2 separate regions of the Homo sapiens genome follow, and region 2 is linked to region 1. A link is a loop called in an ENCODE intact Hi-C map of the cell type or tissue named here. Cell type or tissue: A673. All regions are shown on one strand. Links, peaks and the distances in the headings refer to the core of each region. The heading gives the core; the rest is flanking DNA. Region 1 has its middle 67 kb from the start of TBX20. Region 2 overlaps LOC101928421 (a long non-coding RNA gene).

The links. Hi-C counts contacts between places; a loop is a spot of excess contacts. Peaks named below come from ENCODE experiments on the same cell type or tissue, not always from the same donor. Only the 100,000 strongest peaks of a DNase experiment are listed, where the experiment ranks them.
Region 2: a loop joins it to region 1, with 11 times the contacts of the local background. A loop is called at or near these places in 15 of 110 quality-filtered maps.

The regions. Positions count from the first base shown.
Region 1 is chr7:35,182,785-35,191,125 of GRCh38, forward strand. It overlaps the pseudogene DPY19L2P1. Among named protein-coding and RNA genes, the nearest start is that of TBX20, 67 kb to the right of the region's middle. In A673, for the core only: no CTCF peak of the experiment used is centred there; a DNase peak (open chromatin) is centred at 3,417; H3K4me3 peaks cover 1,051 bases; H3K27me3 peaks cover 2,364 bases.
Region 2 is chr7:35,620,149-35,628,489 of GRCh38, forward strand. It overlaps LOC101928421 (a long non-coding RNA gene), which reads right to left. Exons shown (of 5, transcript XR_007060285.1): 1 at 961-8,341. Among named protein-coding and RNA genes, the nearest start is that of HERPUD2, 71 kb to the right of the region's middle. In A673, for the core only: CTCF peaks have their summits at 4,629 (motif pointing left) and 4,834; a DNase peak (open chromatin) is centred at 4,583.

The DNA of each region.
Region 1 (8,341 bases), core at 188-8,187:
TTATCTTCTTTTTTACCTGATTTCCAATTGGCAGGTGTTACTAAAACTTTATCACCAAAGTTATTTCACTGGCTGAGTGTGGTGGCTCATGCCTGTAATCCCAACACTTTGAGAGGCCGAGGCAGGTGGATCATTTGAGGCCAGGAGTTTGACACCAGCCTGGCCAACATGGTGAAACCTTGTCTCCACCAAAAATACAACAAATTGGCTGGGTGTGGTGGTGCACACCTGTAATCCCAGCTACTTGGAAGGCTGAGGCACGAGGATCACTGGTGCCTGTGAGGCAGAGGTTGCAGTGAGTCAAGATCACGCCACTGCACTCCAGCCTCGGAGACAGAGCAAGACTCTGTCTCAAAAAAAAAAAAAAAAGTTATTTCACTAGCAACATATAATTACCATAAAATAAAGGAAGGTTTTAAATGAACTACACATGCAAAATACACTAGAGAAGCCAGATATTTAAAGAAACGTGTGGTGAATTATTTGGTAAAGCAAAAATATTTTAATTCGTAAGTTACTATTCCCCTAATGCATCTATTTTGTAAATGCTGTTTCACATATGAGGTTTGTAAAAAAGCAAAATACATGTATAAATTGGTGCACATAAAGATGTTCTACAAATATAGCCAGAAGTTATTGTTTTACTGTATGCAAAGAGTGATGGCGATTTTTAATTCAAAAGTTTTTAAATATTTCAAACTGAAACTAAATCTTACCAATGTAGAATTGCCACAAAGATGGCTGGAATAAAAAAAAAAGGAAAGTTATTAATAGCTGCTTTATTATAAAATACCATTAAAACAAGTATTTCAAATGTATTATTTTACATGTCTAGAAAGATAGCACACAAAGCAAGACAGCCAGCTAATCCTGTCTCTATGAGCATAGGAAAAAATCCAGGACACAAAGCAAATTCTGAACAGAGCTTACCTCTCTGCAGCAGGGCTCGACAAGTAAAGGGAGAAACTTGAGAGGGTTTTTTTACTTCAGGTAATTGGTAAGAGTGATGGAATTATGGAAGATTGTGACCTTTTTTGTTTTTTTTTCAGTATTATTTTCTATTCCTTTATAAGAAATTTTTAAAAGAAGTAAGTATATACAGTATGCTTCAGCTAGTTCTAACCAAGAGGAGCCACTCTAGATCAGTTTCTCTACCATTCATCAGAAGATGATTAAACGCAGGAAATCACTTCCTCAGCAGCACATCTAAAAGCCCCAATGTGCAGCTCAACCCTTGATGAATTGCAAGCTCTTTGCAAGAGCCCAGACCTAGAAGCTACTAGATGGCCTAGGAGACTAGTCTGGAGTCACGTGGGCCAACGCCCCATGTATACATAAGACTTCACCTGGGAGCTGGGAGACACTGCTCTGGGTATGGAGCTTTTACAGGAGCTGCAAACGCAGCCTGTGCCCCTGTTTGGTTGGGGAATTGCTTGTTTTCAATTCCCCTGGAGAGAGAAGAGTGGGGAATAGAACAAGTTAAAACACCACAAACTCTGCTGTTCTTATAGAGGTTCAGCAGCTTTTCTTGAATTAATGCCCTTTAGATTGTTGTAAACCTTTGGTTAATTTCCAAAGTTTGAAGAAAATGATTTTGATAATTTTCCAAGTATTTTCATTGTCGTCATGGAGGAGTGCATTTTCTTGGCTATTCCAGAAGTCCTACCTCCCTTCTGAGATTTTATAATAGTATTTCTTATGGTTATCCCAAATATACTTGGCAAGTCATCTTATAAACCACCAATAATAGCCTCTTAAAAATTCAAAAATTACTTCACTTGGCTAACAAAATAAATGCAAATTAATTCAATAATTATTGAAGAAATTAAATTTTTAAAAATTAAAAAATTGCAATGTTGAAATTCTCAACCATGCTTACCCAGATCTTTTCCTATATTACTAACTGTCCTGGGCTTATCTTAAACACTTCCCGGAAGATTTACTTGTTTTATACCAGGATAAGCAAAGTATGGCCCATGGTGTATTTTTGGACTGTCTGCAAGCACGGTTGCTATAATTTTTAAAAGGTTGAAAACTTTAAATGGTTGTAAAGATGCTCATAACTGTTTATTAGGCTTCATTAATTTTAAAATATACAGAGACTATCCTGTTCAACTATATTTGTATCCTATTTCTAATTCTCCTAACAATTATATACACTGAAAAAACTCTTCAGATGATATATAAGGAAAAGGTCAAATATAGTACCAAATTCATCTAGCTTTCCAAAGATGCTCAAAATCTTTCTGTGTCTCTCACTCCCTCCCTTAACCCACATACCACATCTGAAAAAAATGATATGGTGTAACGATGCCAGTATTCTAAATGCTTGAAGGGCTTATCACATGCCCTTTCCAAGCTGTGACAGAAGCATGTCCCCCGGACCCCGGCATCCTATCAATCTCACCTCTGAAGGTGACCCAGCCTCATACTTCACTGAAACAAAGACCATTAGACGCCAGCACTCCCAACTTCTTTTATCTCCACTTTAACATTTCTCCATATAGTAATTCTCGCTTTTCTACTCCCTGCCATCTCAGAAAAGGAAGTCTCTCTCCTCTTTTCCACAGTTAGCTTATCAAATTTGTGCCCTTAACTCTACCCCTCCAAATATTCCAAGACTTGCTCCACTAATTATTTCCTCTCTTGGAATCTTAATCTCATCCTCTTCCCTTGATCCTTGCCCCCAGCCTTTAAAACTCCTAGACCTTAAAACACTCTCTGCGATCTGACAGCCCTTCAAACCAATATACTCCCTATCTCTCTCTCTCCTCTGGTTCAATGACAAGATTTTTGGCCAACTTCTTTCTACTCAGACCTTGCTATTATTTCCTACTAGGCACCCACAAACCCTTGCTTGTTAAACTGATCTCCTTCAAGACTCAAGAAAAGCGCCATGCGGCTCCCTCCTAGGGCTCTCCTGCCCTCTCCTTACCGATGCTGAGAGTGGTTCTGCTGGGGAACCACCGCGCCTGCAGTTCGTGCACCTCTTCCCGGAGCTGCGCCAGGGAATTACGGACGAACTGGAAGGGGTCGAGAAGGGTCTTGGCCACCACCTTTAGCTCCAAGCCTTTTCGCTTTTTCAGATTTGGGATCCTCCCCGGGGAGGACCTCCTGGCGCCCCCTGGCAGTTTCCCGCCGCCTAGGGCCGACTTTTCCACCTCCAGCTCCCGGGCGGGGGAGGCCCCGTACGGCCGCTTAGACGGGCTGGGGCGGGAAGATTGCAGCGGCTTTGGGTTTACTCCTTGTTTCTTCATAATCCCTAGTGGAGCTGGGTCAATTTCAGGCACAGCCCATCCGAGTCAGGCGAGGTCCAGAAAGGCCTGACTCGCCTGGCAGCCTCAACGGACTTGTCCCCGCAGCCGTTGACTAGCCGTTGACGAGCGGACCTCCCGGTCGTCATGGCGACTGTGAAATGTAGGGTGGAGCGCATGCGTTCGAAGCCATTCGCGCGGGCAGTCCCTGCGTGTCCCCCTGCGTGTCCCCCCACGTGCTCCCCAGCGCGCGCAGCACCCCGCCTCTGCGCTTCCCCGAGCGTGCAGCTTCCGGTGAGGGCAGCCCCACGCACAGCCCCCAACACCCTCCCCAGCGCCTGCAGCCTTCGGTGCGCGCAGTCCCCAAGCCCACATGCGCAGTTCTCACCTTGCGCGCAGCCCCACGTACAGCCCCCAACACGCTCCCAGCCCCACTGGCGCAGAACCCATCACCGCTTGCCCTTCACGCGCTTCATTGGGAGTGCAGCTCCCACCCCGAGCGCGCAGCTCCACGCAGCCTCTCCACACTCTCCCCAGCGCTTGCAGCACCCCCCAGTGCGCACAGCTCTGCCAGTAGCTTCCCGGCGCGCCGCCCCTGCACCGCTTCGGGCCATAACCTTGCTGGCGACTAAGTCTGAAGAACTTCCTGTGGTTTCATTCTTTTCTTCAGGTTTAGTCTTAGCTCTGACATTTTAACCAAAAGGTTACACGTTAATTAACGAGGTATTAAAGGGGAAGATCTCAGCTGAAAGAAATGACTGTAGGAAGTGTGTCAGGGAAGCCAACGGAACCGCTGGCCCGCCGGTGGTGCGCCCGGCATTAGGAAAGTCTCTACGATCGCTGAGGTATCGGGCAGTCAGTGCCCGTTGCCAACGCGGAGGGAACGGGCGGAGACTGCGGGCAACACGTGGCAGAGCCGGCGTGAGTCCGGTGGGTCTGATCCCAGAGCCTCAGGTTGACGCCACTTCCTTGGCACGGAACAGCGTTTACTGAATCTTAGAGCAAAATGCTTTTCCAATGAGGTTCCTCAGAAGTCATCGGCCCTAGGAGCGGTGTGCTCAAGCGCTTTCAGCACCAGCCAGGACCAACTAAGAGGGGAGCGCTTACCTCCCAGTCACCGCGCAGCCCTACAAGAGGCCAAAGCGGCTGGCACAGATGCACTGGGGCCACTGACATTTTCCATGTCCTCTGTCACGGGCCACATGCTGGAGCCCACACCGCTTCACTTGCCATCTGTTTGATGATGGATCACATTGAACTCCCATATCCTAACTCACCAGTCTAAAGCATGGCTCATTGTGGCCAGGTTAATTTTTCCTGATGCAACACAGCACAAAAATGTTCGTGGCCCACAAATCAAGTCCTAGGCTTGCTCACCAATGCCTTCAATATTTGCCCAATATACCTTTTCAACTTTAATTTCCCACTTCCTCGGGCACAAAATCTTCCATCTCAGTCATTTCAGGTGAAGTCCACAGCCTGAGACATCATAACTGCTGAATTCCTTTATTCATGTGGAAAAGCCATCCCTTGGCTTTTACATCCTTTTCTCCCTGCCCATCTGAAAGCTGTCACCTTCCAAGCCCCAGCCCATTTCTCCAGCCCATATTAATTATGCTTTTTCTGAAGGTCTAGAGCACTTAACCGACAGTACTATTTATCTTGTCACTCAGTTAAATTCAGTAAGTGCTACTACTGCTCATTTTTTGTTTTGGGAGATTTTTTTCAAGGAGCATTTCTACATTCCTGGCATTGTGTTTGGTGCTCAAAATGTTTTCTCAATTCATGCAATAACTGTATGCAAATTTTAAATCAAGCATCAGGATGTAGTTATTTGCCCAAGTTTTAACAGCTAATAAATTCTATCTGTCCAATACTGCATTTAAAATACAAAGTATTTACTGTGGTTGATGAGAATATATTCTTGAATGGCTAGGCAAACTCAAAATAAAGCACCTTATTTTAAAATATGACTGTTTTAATGTTTTTTGGAACAATAAGTGAAGTGGAGCTATTGTTTTTCTTTTTGGTCAGTTTGTTTTTTCTGGAGTTTCCAATTGCCTTTTGCATCACTTGGTGTCCTGGTGGGATACAAAATGCTCTTACCCATGGTCTAGCCCATGAAAGTACAAATCTGGTCATTTTTATCATTTAAAAAATTAATCTTTTTATAAGAATGTTCATTGTGCTATTATTTATATCGTTAAAAAATAGAAGTGGCCTCAGTATCAAACACTAAGTTATGAAACATTCATATAGTGAAGCATTACAGCCACCAAAGTCATTTTGCATGGATATTTAATGATATAGGAAAATAGTCATGATATAATGTTAAAGGAAAAAAGAAGCAGGATATATTTTATGATTCATATGTTTAGTAAACACACAAAATTAACTGTGTGCCATGTGCTGCTCTAAATCTTTTACACAGGGGACTCATATAGGAAGATTACCAATGTATGACCTTGAGCTGGTAATTTAGCCACTCTAGGATTAATTTCCTCATCTGAAAAATGAAGACAGTTATATTTGTCTTACTGATGGTATGATTGAATGAATTAATGCTTGTAAAGCATCAAAAACACACCACATGCTTAAACAAATGTTCCTTTATTATGTTCTAGACCGGCCATCCTATAGTGCACTCGTGAGTATTTTTAGGTTGGTGCAAAAGTAATTGCTATTTTTGCCAATACTTCCAATTAATATTTTGCTCACTTGGTTTCTTTGTCATCAAGTGATATGTTAGTAATTATTAAACAGTAATACATGTTTTAGGTTCATTAGTTAACTGAGAGATAGTTGCCTAAATCATTATGTATCTACTCCTACTAAGGAGAGGAGTAGATTTGTATATAAGAGGGAAATCATGACACTTAGTTTTATGTGCAGTTGAATAGAATCATGGATGTTTTCATGTTTTTACAGCTTCTGTAACAGTGGTCACTTATTTTGACCTCATTATTTTGAATGGTTATTTGAGTCACATTTTAGCTGTATACTAACCAATGACAATAACTTAAAGCAGTTAGGTTGATAATTTAATCTATGATTAATTGACAATTAAAATAGCACATTATAATTAGATAAGATGCAATATATTCTTGCATTATCTTATCATCTTTGAAACAGAGATGCCTCATGATTTATATATATATATGTTTTTTTATATATGTTTTTATTATACTTTAAGTTCTAGGGTACACGTGCACAACATGCAGGTTTGTTACATATGTATACATGTGCCATGTTGGTGTGCTGCACCCATTAACTCATCATTTACATTAGGTATGTCTCCTAATGCTATCCCTCCCCCTCCCCCCACCCCACGACAGGCCCCAGTGTGTGATGTTCCCCTTCCTGTGTCCAGGTGTTCTCATTGTTCAATTCCCACCTGTGAGTGAGAACATGCGGTGTTTGATTTTTTGTCCTTGTGATAGTTTGCTGAGAATGCTGGTTTCCAGCTTCATCCATGTCCCTACAAAGGACATGAACTCATCATTTTTTATGGCTGCAGAGTATTCCATGGTGTATATGTGCCACATTTTCTTAATCCAGTCTATCATTGTTGGACATTTGGGTTGGTTCCAAGTCTTTGCTATTGTGAATAGTGCCGCAATAAACATATGTGTGTATGTGTCTTTATAGCAGCATGATTTATAATCCTCTGGGTATATACCTAGTAATGGGATGGCTGGGTCAAATGGTATTTCTACTTCTAGATCCCTGAGGAATCGCCACACTGTCTTCCACAATGGTTGAACTAGTTTACAGTCCCACCAACAGTGTAAAAGTGTTCCTATTTCTCCACATCCTCTCCAGCACCTGTTGCTTCCTGACTTTTTAATGATCGCCATTCTAACTGGTGTGAGATGGTATCTCATTGTGGTTTTGATTTGCATTTCTCTAATGGCCAGGGATGATGAGCATTTTTTCATGTGTCTGTTGGCTGCAAATGATTTAGCTTTTTTTTTTTTTTTCTCAAGATAGGGTCTCACTGTCACACAGGCTAAAGTGTGATGGTGCTCACTGAAACCTTGAACTCCTGGGCTCAAGGGATCCTCCTGCCTCAGTCTCCTGAGTAGCAAGGACTACAGGTGCAGGCCACCACACACAGCTAATTTGTTTATTTTTGTAGAGATGGGGTATCACTATGTTGCCCAGGCTGGTCTAAAACTCCTAGCCTCAAACACTCCTGCCGCCTCTGCCTCCCAAAGTATTGAGATTACAGGTATGAGCCACTGCACCTGGCTGCAAATTATCTGTCTTACATAGAAATCTCTAATCCGGTTATGGATATCTAAAACTTGCCTCAGTTTTTCCTTTGTCTTTTAGTAAAACAATTGGGAATTTTAAAAAATGCAATTAAACTATGTAACCAGCAGATGGCAATAATGATCTGTAAATCAAAATTTCAAAACTTAGTTACTTATTAAATTCATTCTTTAAAAAAAATCACTGTTCTTATAATAAATCCATTTACTAAATATGAAATGTAGGAAAATTCCAAATGTAACCCCACATAAAAATTACATTGCATATTTCATATGTCAAAATAATTAACATATTCATCATGGCCAAGATTTAGTTTTCCAAATAATAATGACTTTGTTTTAATTGATTCGAATAATTTATTAGATTTAAAGTTTTAACTTTGCACAAATACATAGATATAATTTAAGTGGATAGTTAAGTTCCATCTCTAGCCTCCAGGCTAGATAGAGGTGGTTTAGCGAAGACCATTTTGAAAACATTACAAACTTTTCCGGTTATAATTTCGTAATTTAAAATATGAATTTCACTTTAATTGAAACTTTCTGCATAAAAGATTGGTTTTTATTTGTGCTGTCTCATAATTTCTTATGCATTAAGATACTTTTCCCCCTTTGTACCGTGCAAGGAGTTGGAATTGGCACCAAAGTATTAGTTTGTACTTTATCAGCATTAGTTATTCCCAAAGATGGTGGCAAAATTCTTAGGATCTCATAGTTATTTTATTTAGTAATTTTATTTATTTTCATTATACCTTTCTAAGACTTTTTCTACAAATTCAAACATGAAATACATCCTTTGTTTAATTTTGTAGC
Region 2 (8,341 bases), core at 65-8,064, 440 kb after region 1:
GTACCCACAGCCTCTTCTAAAGACAACTGATGCTAAAGCCTCTGCTGAAGGGGCAGGACCAAATGAGCCTGGCAACTGATCCCACCTCACTCTCAGGCAGCAGGTGATGGAACTGCGTTGACACTAAGCCCAGGCAACCCGTCAATATGCTGACTTTTGACACATGATATTGTCTAGCAAGAAACTTTGTGTTGAGACAGTCAGGTTCCTTCTTTTGAGAATTTTAACTTGGAAACACAGATAGGAATCCAGCAGTCAACAACAGGGCTGAAACTGGAAAAATGCATAGAACCAAGACATGAGGCAGAAATGGGAGGATGAAGGATCATAACAGGCAGCGGTTACTAAGAAGCTATAAGTAGAGAAAAGTATACCAAGCAGAGGGAAAGACTGAAAACATCTGCAGTGAGAGGATTGTGGAAAAGATGCACAAAGAAAACTGATGCTGGCCGGGCGCGGTGGCTCACGCCTGTAATCCCAGCACTTTGGGAGGCTGAGGCAGGTGGATTACCTGAGATCAGGAGTTCGAGACCAGCCTGGCCAACATGGTGAAACCCCGTCTCTATTATAAATACAAAAATTCCCTGGGCATCGTGGTGTACACCTGTAATCCCAGCTACTCAGGAGCCCATGGCAGGAGACTCACTTCAACCCAGGAGGCGGAGGTTGCAGTGAGCTGGGATTATGCCACTGCACTCCAGCCTGGGCAACAGAGAAAGACACCATCTCAAAAAAAAACCAAAAAAAAAAAAAAAAAAAAGGAAAAAAAAAGAAAACTGACGCTATTATAGACACCTTAGGCCATGAGGGCAGCGACAGCGGGTATGGCTGGTCCTGCAGGTGACTTTCCACTTCCCCTGCTCCTTCCTCTTTTATTTATATTTTCCTACCAAAAAAAAAATGAAACCTTACAAAGCCAAACTGAAAAGATGCCTTTGAGCACACAAAAATCATACTCACTCTAAAGTCTATTGACTGATTGAATTCTCAGATACATTTCTTCTTTCACTGTTTTTAAAATTACCGTCTTCTATATGCAAAATCTAGAAGGAAAAATACAATTAATTTTCATGACATCACATACTATTTTACTATTTGTTTGCAGGCCATCAACAAACTTCCCTTATGAGAAAATCCTAACTGTAATCAAGAAAGCAAATATCTCCCAAAAGCTCATTGGAGAAATGGCTGATTCTAGCACTGGAGCAGAAAATATACAAGATGAGCCTGGAACATCTTATTATGCCAGGAAATAAGCAAGTGCTCAAAAGAAAAGTCTCAATGATGGGGATATATCAAAGGAACACAACATCACTAATTAGCATGGAAATGCAGATCAAAACCACAATGAGATATCATCTCACTCCAGTTAAAATGGCTATGATCAAAAAGACAGAAAATAACATGCTTGAGGCCATGAAGAAAGGGCAAGCTTGTACACATAGGTGAAAATATAAATTAGTATAACCACTATGGAAAACAGTGTGGAGGTTCCTCAGAAAGCTAAAAATAGAGCCACCATATGATCCAGGAATCCTGCTACTGGGTATCTATCCAAAAGAAAGGAAACCAGTATACCAGAGATATCTGCACTCCCATATTTACTGCAGCACTATTCACAATAGCAAAAATGTAGAATCAACCTAAGTATCCATCAACAGATGAATGGATTAAAAAATGTGGCATATAGACACAATAAAGTACTATTCAGCCATGAAAAGGAATGAAATCTTGTCACTTGCAGCAACATGAATGAAACAGGAAGACATTATGTTAAATGAAATAAATCAGGCACAGAAACACAAATATCACATGTTCTCACTCTCATGGGAGAGCTAAAAAGTGGATCTCAAGAAGATAGTAGATTGGTGGTTACCAGAGGCCAGGAAAGGGTGAGGGGGAGGCAGGAAGAGAAGTTGGTTAATGGGTACAAAAATACAGTTAGATAAAAGAAATAAGTTCTCGTGTTTGATAGCACAGTACAATGACTATAGTTAACAAGAACTTACTGTGTATTTCAAAATAGCAAGAAAGGAAGATTTGGAATGTTCCCAACACACAGAAATGATAAATTTGAGGTGATGGATATCCCAATTACCCTGATTTGAGTACACATTATATGCTCGGATCAAAATGACACATGTACCACATTAATATGTACAATTATTATACAGCAATTAAATAGGAACATAGGAGCCACCTGAAAGAGCTCCCAATGGCCAAAGCTGAAACAATTTTAGCAATAAAATAAAGTCATATTGGATTAAAACCCAATGTATAAAATAAATATCCATGAGTCTATACTAACACAAATAAATGGATTGAATAAATAAATAATTGGGAGGCAAGAGATAAATCCCTCCATAGAGAAGAATTCCAAATAATTTACGTAGATACTCCATCCTCAAAGCAGTGAGGCATAACTCCCTGCTCCTTCTTGGCTGCACACAGTGACTTCCTTCCAAAGAGCTCAGTGTGGAAGGCAGGTGGGAATTACTTTACAGTGGGGAAACCTGACAAATACTACCAGGTGGCCAGGTGGTGAAGGTCAATATCATGTGTTTCTTTTTTGAGATGGAGTCTCGCTGTGTCACCCAGGCTGGAGTGCAGTGGCACAGTCTTGGCCTACTGCAGCCTCTGCCTCCTGGGTTCAAGCAATTCCCCTGCCTCAGCCTCCTGAGCAGCCTGCCACCACACCCAGCTAATTTTTATGGACTGCCACCATGCCCAGAGATACTATGTATTCTTGATATGATATGACGAAAATGGCACATTACCCCTGTTGTCTTCCTCCTAAAAACACATAGCCCCAGTTTAATCATGAGAAAAATATCAGACAAATCCCAAATCAAGAGACATCCTATAAAAATACTCCACCCATACTCCTCAAAAATATCAAGGACATCAAAAACAAAGAAATCTGAGAAATTGTCACACCCTAGAGTAGCATAAATAGACATGACATCTAAATTTAATGTGATATCTTGGAATCCTGGAGGGGATTCTGGAACAGAAAAGAGACATTAGATAGACTAAGGAAATCCAAATAAAGTATGGACTTCAGTTAATCATGATGTATCAATAATGGTCCATTAATTGCAACAAATATCCCCTACTAAGGTAAGCTGATAATATAGGGGGAACTGGCTGCAGAGAATATGGTAACTCTGTATCATCTTTGCAATTTTTCTGAAACTCTAAAACTGTTCTAAAATTAAAAGTTCATTTTTGAAAGTTAAAGAAGTTAAAGAAAAATATCAAAAGCAGCATTAAGCAATTGGGGCCATCTTTATCTATATGTTTTTGTTTTAGACAGTAATGATTAGATCCCTGTAATAAAAGACAAGGTCTGGAAAAAAAAAAAGTCTCCCAAGAGAATTGCTAAGTAGGGCGTTGGAATAAGGTGTTATCTTACTAAGCAAATACTATGGCCATAGAGGTGGATTGTCTGCTGATTTATTCTAAAGTAGAGGCTGCCAAAAATTTAAATAGCTCTTGCCCAAAATGTAATGGTCTAATTCAACTACCAGGAGCCACCTCTGGACACAGAAAGCGAGACAGCAGAGCTCAATGCTTAACTCCTACAGGAACTTCATTCCTCTGTCTGGTGCCAACAGTACCTTTGAGCCACCTGTAAAAGTGGCCAGGCTTATTCTCTATATTTTTCTATATGTTTGAAATATTCCATAATAATGTTAAGAACATTTTTGTAATTTTTATTAGCTTTCAATTTTGAAATAATTTCCAACTTGATGAGAAAAGTTGCAAAAATAGCACAAAGAATTCCCACATACCCTTTACCCAGCTTCCCCAAATGTTAACACTCTGCATAGTTATAGTACAGTGATCAAAACCAAGAAATTAACATCGAAGCAATACTATTAGCTCACCGACAGATTGCATCAAAAAGTTACCAATCGTCCCACTGAGCTCCTTTTTCTGGTTCAGGACCCACGGTGCATTCACAGCTGCCATGTCTCCCGCCTCCTCCAGTCTGGGGCAGTTCCTCGGCCTTTGTCTTTCATGACCTTGACATTTTTGAAGAGTCAGTGTAAAATCATTTAAACTCATTGAGTTTATGACAATCTCCCTAAAACTGTTCTGAACTGAAGGCAGCTCTTCAGCGAGTTGCCAGGCCGTCAGGGAGCAACCTTGATACAGTTTCTCAAGCTGGACAACTCTGCAGCCTCTGCAGCCCCCAGAGGGGCAGGAAGCGCATGGGAAAGTGGCACAAGGGCGGGACTGCACCTCACTGGGATTCCGGACAACCAGTATCCTGAGCACCTAACAAGGCGCCAAGCTCCCACGTGCCTAGGTACCTCCTCTACTCGTAGGAGCTCTGAGGAGGTGGGTGGGTGTGTGCTCCAATCCACTCGCTAGGGCTCGGTGGGACCAGGAGTTCACGGTTGTGTGAGCAAAACCCAGACGCCAGTACTGCACATCCTGGAGCCACCTGGTGGCTACAGTCTCCAGCTTTCTCAGGGCCCGAGAGTATCCTGTCTTCCATGTTTTTTTCACGCTCTGGTAAGGTAGCATCCTTCCCTCCAGGGTCTCCAAGCCCTGAAGTAACCTTCCTCCAAGGGCCACCGCGGAAGAGATGTGCAGTGTTACAGCACCATCTAGTGCTAAAAATAGTACAGTGCAGCCATAGCATCCCTGCTGCTCCAGTCACAGCTCCTGGGGGTGTAATTAATAATTTAGCAACCTGTCAAGATTTAACAAGTTGACTCTAATTTCACGGTGTGACAAGCCAGTCTGGTTTACCAAGGAAGAGGCATTGGAGTCAGATGAATCCCTTGTCTGCCCTTACCAATGTGTCTTGCTCTGTCTCTGACAGTCCAAACCTTATTTTCCTCATAGTTAAAATGGGACTAATACTGTATTCAACATTGTTATAATGTACCTGGATAAGTCCTGGGATGATAGAAAGTCCCAATAAGCATGTATTGCTTCTCATCCTCCTCCTTACCCTCTTGTATACAGAGGATTTCCATGACAACCTGGAGCCGTTAAAATGGAAGGGACTCTCCTCCATGAGGTGTGATGTTCATCCAAAGAGCCGGACAAACTATAAAACCCTGAGGCCACTCCATGGTTAGGAGCCGGGACTCGGAATCTGAATTGGCTTATTTTGAATACCAGCTCTGATGGTTGCTGGTTTTTCCATCTGTAAAATGGCGATGGTAGTGATGATGCCTGTCTCCTAAGGCTGTTGTGAGGATTAAATAAATTAATACCTACAAAGCACTTAGAAGGCAATAATGTCGTAAGTGTGAGCTATCATTAATAACATTTCTTAGCAATCTGGACCCAAAAAAGGCAGGAGGTGGGGGAAGGCTCAGAGCCACCATTTATTTGATTTATAAAAGAAAATGTTCCACTTCTTGTCCTTTTGAATAGTACTCTACCTCTCATGTTTTCCCCTAAACACACACACACATACGCACACAATCTTCAAATATTTAGAGTCTGGCTCCTCTTCGACCAACTCCAAGTCTCAGTTAGCTTCCTGGGCCATCTCCAAGGTGAGGCAGGGCCACAGGCAGCCCATCTGAGCCTCACAGACAGCCCAAATACCTCAGCCATCGGTATAGTACTGGTAAAGCAAGCCCTTTATCATTATGAAATATCCTTCATACTCTGGTAATACCTGAAAGTTCACTTCGTGTACTAAATACACCAGCTTCCTTTTGGTTAATACTTGCATGATAGTCCTTTTTCCATCCTTTTACTTTCCATCTTTCTGTATCCTTGTTTAAGGTATGTTGTTTTTAAGTCTCAGAGAATTATATTTGTTCTTTATCCAGGGTGATAATAATATTGCCTTTGAATTGGAATATTTAGTCCACATATGCTTGATGTAGAGATTGATGCATGTGGGTGTTTGTTTTCTATTTGTTCCCATCTGTTCTATGCGCCTTTTTTTCTTTTTGCCTTCCTTTGGATTATTTTATTTCATATTCTCCTTCTGTTATCTTGTTAGTTTTACATACTCTTATTCTTTTACAAAATACCGTAGAAACTGAAACATGTACCCCTGATTTATTAATTTCTAATATAAATCAGTGCCTCCACCATTTTCACTTTCAAGACAATTCAAGGACTTCAGAATACTTTAATTCCATTTACCCAGGGGTCCACAGTCCCCAGGCTGTGAACCAGTACTGGTCAGTGGCCTGTCAGGAACTGGGCTGCACAGCAAGAGATGGGTGGCAAGCCAGCAAGCATTACCGCCTGAGCTCCACCTCCTGTCAGACCAACAGCAGCATTAGATTCTCATAGGAGCGCTAACCCTATTGTGAACTGTGCATGTGAGGGATCTAGGTTGTGCACTCCTTATGAGAATCTAATGCCTGATGATTTAAGGTGGGACAGTGTCATCCCAACACCATGCTCCCAATCCCTCCACCCCTCCACCCACTGTCTGGGAAAAAATTATCTTCCACAAAACTGGTCTCTGGTGCCAGAAATGTTGGGGACCCCTACATTTACCTCCCTCCACACTTAACGTGCTTCTCTTGGTGATGTATTTTAGTTCTTTATATATTTAAGACCCCAGAAAGTAAAAAGTTGTTTCACACATTCAATATTTATTTAGTTTTATACACATACTTACCCTTTCCATTGCCTTTCAATGCCTTTCTGCACCTCCAGCTGTGGTCAGTGATCATTTTCCTTCTGCTCCAACAACACCCTTTAGTACTTTCCTTTCATACTTTTGGTACTTTTCATTGGTGGCAAATTCTATTTTCCTTTGTCTGGACGTGTCTTTGGAAGGATATTTTTGCCTCATAGTCTTCTAGGTTGACTATTATTTTCTTGAAGCTCTTTGAAAACACCATTCCATTTTCCACTATCATTACTTCTGCTGAAAATTCCCTCTCAAGGCTTGCTGTTGCTCCTTTGAAAGTAATATATATTTTTCCTCTGGCTACTTTTAAAATTAGTCTTTGTTTTCCAGTAGTTTTACTATGAAGTAATTAAGTATAACTTTCATTGTAACTTATCCTGCTTAGAGGTCAACAGCATTTCTTATTTATGTGGCTTAATGTCTTTCATTAATTTGGGAACAACCTTAACCATTAACTCTTCGAATAGTTGTCTTCCTATTTACCCCCAGCACCAGTCTGGATATTTTCTTATCTTTCATTTCATTACCTATCTCTTAAGTTGTGTCTATCAGAGCCATCTACTGATTTCTTAAATTGTTATATTATTTTTCAATTCTAGAATTTTAAACATAGTGTCCAGTTCTCTCCTGAAGTTGTTCCATTTGGTCATTTAATTCATGAACATTTTAATCATAGTTATTGTAAGACACCGGTCAGATAATGTTAACTACGTGAATTTCCTGGAGGTCTGTTTCTATTGTTCACTTTCTCATTGTTGGTCGAATCTTGTGTTTTTGCATTCCTATTTCTTAAGCAGACTTTGAAAACAATTAATAGAGAAAATTTGAGAAATTAGACCATGTCCTCCTTCAGAGGGGCTTTGTTTTTGCTTCTGGCTATCCACTAGATCTGAGGCTGGGCTTCAGTCCTTGTGAGGACAGGCCCATAACCAATTCACCTTTAATCAAAGAGTAGCTCTTTGGGGTCCCACGAGAAAGTCTGGGGTGTTTTCCAGGGCTGCTTCTACTTGGACCCCAACTCTAATTTTTGGTCTGCATTAGTCTTCTACAAATTCTGTTCAGTTTCTCAGCCCCTGCCCTTGAATTAGCAAGTCCCTTGAGGGGGAAACGAACAGTATCAAATGTAGGTCTCTCGAATATTAGCCCTTGCTTTCTCAACAGCCCTCTGATCCCTGAATAGGTATGTATATTCTGGCTTTTGTCCTTTCCTCAGCAGAAGAGTTGGTGCAAAACAAGCTAATCTCCCTTTGCTCAAGGCTGAACTCTCCACATTCCTTATTTGCATAATTAATTAATCTTGGAGTCCATGGTCTAGAGTAGAATAGACTTGGGTTCAAGTCTCCATTGTGTTACTTACTAGCTGTGTGTTTTCAGGTGAGCTATTTAACTTCTTAAAGTCTTAGTGTCCCATCTGGAGAATGGAAGCAACAATGGTACCTACCTTGAGTTATTTTAAGGATTTTTTAAGATGCAGGCATAGCATTTAGCACAGAGCCAGGAATACAGCAAATATTTAAACATAAATAACATCAAGCATTAAAGCATTCCAAGTAACAGTTGTTATCATTATGTAATGGAAAGGATGGCACAACAGCAGCCTGTCTCCCATGCACCCCCTGTGAAAGAGTAACTACCTGGGGGAAGATCCTATACAGGTCTAAGTTTTTCCCCCTTGCTCATCCTATGGCTTTGGAACACTTGGATGAAACA